Regions from separate parts of the Homo sapiens genome. Here region 2 is linked to region 1. Evidence: read pairs that join two places in POLR2A ChIA-PET (ENCODE). Cell type or tissue: OCI-LY7. All regions are shown on one strand.

Evidence for each region. ChIA-PET counts read pairs that join two places held together with the same protein. Peaks named below come from ENCODE experiments on the same cell type or tissue, not always from the same donor. Only the 100,000 strongest peaks of a DNase experiment are listed, where the experiment ranks them.
Region 2: POLR2A ChIA-PET joins it to region 1 with 5 read pairs; 2 of 35 experiments call an interaction of 5 or more read pairs at or near these places.

What each region holds. Positions count from the first base shown.
Region 1 is chr2:33,073,830-33,076,329 of GRCh38, reverse strand. All of the region lies in intron 3 of LTBP1 (latent transforming growth factor beta binding protein 1), which reads right to left. Among named protein-coding and RNA genes, the nearest start is that of LTBP1, 130 kb to the right of the region's middle. In OCI-LY7, a CTCF peak has its summit at 1,173; a DNase peak (open chromatin) is centred at 1,164; H3K4me3 peaks cover 347 bases; H3K27ac peaks cover 2,163 bases.
Region 2 is chr2:33,239,859-33,242,358 of GRCh38, reverse strand. All of the region lies in intron 9 of LTBP1 (latent transforming growth factor beta binding protein 1), which reads right to left. Among named protein-coding and RNA genes, the nearest start is that of MIR4430, 180 kb to the left of the region's middle. In OCI-LY7, no CTCF peak of the experiment used is centred here; no DNase peak of the experiment used is centred here.

The DNA.
Region 1 (2,500 bases):
TTTCTCTCACATAAAATGTAGATCTAACTAAAGTCTCACAAGTACATAATCAATTGCCCCATTGCCATACCCTACCTTCTTTTTTAAGGAAAATGTATAAATACTAAACCTCCTATGAACCTCTTTGGAAAAAACCAGTCACAGATTCTTCCGTAAGTCACATTTTTCCCTGGTGAGCTCCCGATCCTGCTCAATAAACCTCAATGATTTGAGACTTATACCTCAATCACTCATTTTGGTTGTCACATACAACTCCAAACATACCTTAATATTCCTTTTTACTGTTGCACATGGGCAATAATAACTTCAACAGCTCAAAGAGGTTTAATTTATTACTAAGAAATCAGAAACTTTTGGTGTCTACTCTTGCATGCAAATAATAGCTGAACAACATATATCTCATAGCCTGAAAAGAGGACCTAATGCCTAGAAAAATAAAGAAGCACATTTATATTGATTAGGAAAAGAAACACCCTTAGAAGAATTTGCCTGCTAAAGCATTTCACTTACAAGTACCTGGAAGTGACTTTTATCAGAATAGCATCGTGTGCTAAAAAGTGTGGATTATATCACTTACTTAGAGTATTAAATTTAATAACCCCCATTGACAAAAACATAACACCCAGTAAAGTAGGTAAATTGGTAACAGGCAGTTGGGTAACTTCAAAATCAGATGTTGGTTCAAACACGCATAAGGCCATTTTAACGGTTCAATTTTACAGCCCATCATTCTTGCATCTTGCCAAGAAAGTGGGAAGGAATTTTTTACAAACATAATTCCAGCATAACTCTCATAGCTGAATAATATCAATTTCTTTGATAGGACCAACAAATAGATGGTTTTTGCAGCTATCTCAAGATATTTTAAATTACAATAGGAGTAACTTTATTGTATTTCAAAATTTGAAGTTTAAATATTGGAATGTCAAGTTAGTAATAAATCAAAATGTATACCTAAGGTTTACCTTTTAGAAAATGTTGCCCCCCAAAAAATATTTTTAAATCATGTATCAACTTTCAATTATCCACAGGTCACCGAAAACCTGCAATGTGAGGATCATACACAATATTTGAATCAAAGCTAATTTTTCCTTGACATCTTAAGTCATTGTGTATAAAGTTAGCCTCCTGAGGAGCTAGAATTACAGGTGTCTAAGAAAGGTTTTAGAGATGCTCAGCAGTTGGCTCTCTCCAGCCCCATCTATCTGTTATCTGAAATTTTACCACCACAACATCTTTTTTTTTTATCCATTTTTTGTTTTGTTTTGTTTTGTTTTTTGAGACGGAGTCTCACTTTGTCACCCAGGCTGGAGTGCAGTGGTGTGATCTCAGCTCACTGCAACCTCCGCCTCCCAGATTCAAATGATTCTCCTGCCTCAGCCTCCCAAGTAGCTGGGATTACAGGCAGGTGCCATCATGCCCATCTAACGTGCTTTTTTTTTTTTTTTTTTTTTTTTTTTGAGATGGAGTCTCGCTCTGTTGCCCAGGATGGAGTGCAGTGGTGCGATCTCGGCTGACTGCAACCTCCACCTCCTCGGTTCACGCCATTCTCCTGCCTCAGCCTCCCGACTAGCAGGGACTACAGGCGACTGCCACCATGCCTGGCTAATTTTTTGTATTTTTAGTAGAGACGGGGTTTCACCGTGTTAGCCAGGATGGTCTCGATCTCCTGACCTCATGATTTGCCTGCCTCGGCCTTCCCAAAGTGCTGGAATTACAGGCGTGAGCCACTGTGCCCAGCCCTAATTTTTGTATTTTTAGTAGAGACAGGGTTTTCGTTGGCGAGGCTGGTCTCGAACTCTTGACCTCAAGTGATCCACCCACCTTGGCCTCCCAAAGTGCTGGGGTTACAGGCATGAGCCACCATGCCCGGCCTTTTTTTGACCCTTCTTAAGGCAGGTATCACCAGCTCTTTCAGTATCTCTACCCTAGTACAGGGCCTAGAGAAAGTAACTGAGTCAGTTGAAACTGCTAGAGGAAGAAGTGAAAAAGGCCATGACAAGAGATGGGAGACTGATGAGAAGAAAATGGTGGCAAAATAATCATTGCTGCTGCATTTGGGCAGATCAGCCCCGGTTTGCAGCTACGTCTCTTTTCTATCAATTCTTAAATGTTAATGAAGTGCCAGCTTATATTTAGTTCAGGACAACATATACGTTAAATCTACTTTTTAGAATTCTGTGAAGCCAAATATAATCAACATCTCAATTATACAGTTTCGGACGATCTGCACTTCAACTTCAGACCATTAGCTCACAACAGAAATAAAATGTGCAGAATGCTACTACTTGGCCAACCAAAACTAATGGAAAAAGTGGCAAAATGACTTATACCTGTATATCACCTTACAATTTGCCAAGTAGTTTCACATCTCCTGCTTGAATACTGAACTCAGCAAAAATGGGAAACTCACAGTGGCTCACACCTGCAATCCCAGCACTTCGGGAGGCCGAGGCGGGTGGGTTACCTGAGGTCAGGAGTTTGAGACCAGCCTGGCCAA
Region 2 (2,500 bases), 170 kb before region 1:
TGAAAGAGGAGAGATATAAATGAAGTGATTTTACAAAGAAAGATTATATAGTCACTTGCAAAGGTAATTAATTGAAAATCAAAAAGTTGGATACAATGGTAGCAAAACATTACTATCAGGATCATCACATAAAAAGAAAATACAGCCCTCAATCACTATTTAAGCAAATATTAACATTATATGAACATCAATATTTCATGTTCTAAGTAGGCATCGTGATCTATACGTACATATTTTACTCAGAGCATGCAATTTTTAAGTTAATTTCAGTGATAAAATATGATACCTTCCGTGACATTCAAATGATAAGTTAATGCATATTTGCTGTATAAATTCTATGGTGTTCCAACTTGCACGTAGCTGGAAACTGCTACAGCTAGATGACACCTGGTACGGCACACAGTACAGCACCTGACCATCTCATTATTTATTGAAGTGTGTGTTGTTCTGTAATGCACTTTTATGTACAGCATGTAACTGAAAATATTCCCCCGTAACTCATTCTTTTTAAGAAAACCACCATGAAGGACCAGGAAGAGTGCCAAGTCCAGTTGGAGCTTACACGGTACAAGTGAAGCCCTATTATATGTCCCAAGTAAAACCTCAAGTTTGGGTAACCAGCCAGTTGTGGTCAAGAAGGCTGGACAAAATTTCCACTCTTCTATTTCCCCTCATATCCTCACTAGGGTATGATTATTAGCATTCCTCTTCCCCTGAATGGCCTGTATTCCTGTTCATTGGCTGCACCACTACACATTCCATGATAAGATTGAGGACCCAGAATTTTCCCTTGCTAGGTGGTTTCTATAACAGCACCATCTCAGCCTTGCGGCTGGCTGCCAGGTTAATGTAGAGGTTTCCCCCCAGACTCATAAATACCTGATTTACAACCAATGCCTAGTACCCTCTTCCAATGCCCCTTCTTTGACTCTCCACACTGCTTACTGCCTTGACTCTGATGCCATGGGAATGGAGGACAGGAATTCAGACGGAAGAAAACAAACAAAATGACCAAGCAAACCTATCAGGTATAGACAGGAAGAAACAGAAACATCCACAAAGACGAAGAATCGTGTAAGACTCTTCCTGTTATGACTGTTTTAATCAGCTTGTGCCACCGGCACTGGCACCAACACTTCCCCTAATTTTGGCCCGAAGAACCCAGGAAGCCTGGGCCTTCCTTTGTGACACATTCTCACAGCTTCCAGAAAAACTGTTTCCTTCAACTGCCTTGGTTCATCTATTTTTTTATATTTCCTGAGCTACTACAAATTAGAGATTAGATTTCTGTTTCCTATATTTAACGTATATACACTAGAATATATCAATCTTAAGTATACAACTAGATGAATTTTTGCATATCTACTTGTGGTGTAACCACCACCCAGATTGTGATTAAGAACGTTTCTGGCCGGGCGCGGTGGCTCACGCCTGTAATCCCAGCACTTTGGGAGGCCGAGGTGGGCAGATCACGAAGTCAGGAGATCGAGACCATCCTGGCTAACACAGTGAAACCCCGTCTCTACTAAAAATACAAAAAGTTAGCCAGGCGTGGTGGCAGGTGCCTGCAGTCCCAGCTACTCAGGAGGCTGAGGCAGGAGAATGGCGTGAACCTGAGAGGTGGAGCTTGGAGTGAGCCGAGATCGCGCCACTGCACTCCAGCCTGGGCGACAGAGCAAGACTCCGTCTCAAAAAAAAAAAAAAAAAAAAAAAGAATGTTTCCATCACCTGAGAAGGTTCTTTGTGCCCCTTCCCAGCCAACAAACAACTTATCCCCATAATTTTAACATAGGACTTCAGAAATTAATAAATTAATAAGACATTTCTAATTATTAAGAAACAGGAGCAACTGCCTAAGTGATTTTTCCTAGACAGGTAGTCACAAGCTTTCTAAATTAAAGTAAAGGATGTCAGAGACTCACAAACACGTTAAGAACAAAGCATTGGTTGAACTGAACGCATTGTATCTGGATGAGAGAAGAACATTCCAAGTGATGACATCATCAGGCCAAAGTTTAACAACTGTTTGGAACGTGATAGGTGAATGGTAAACCAGAATTCTATTTAGACTTAACAACTGTATGGAATGTGATGGGTGAATGGTAAAGCAGAATTCTATTTATACTTAAAAACTGTATGGAACGTGATGGGTGAATGGTAAACCATAATTCTATTTAGACTTAACAACTGTATGGAACATGATGGGTGAATGGTAAACCGTAATTCTATTCAGACTTAACAACTGTATGGAACGTGACGGGTGAATGGTAAACCAGAATTCTATTTGGACTTCATTGCCTAAAGCTATCTTCTTTCTTTAATCAAATAAAACCTGATTACAATATTTGTCATTTTATAAATAGCTTATTTGTGAAGGAATAAATTCAAATAACAATATAGTGTTTCAGGAGTCTCATATTTTTATTTATTTATTTATTTATTTATTTATTTATTTAAGATGGAGTCTTACTCTGTCACACAGGTTGGAGTACAGCGGCAC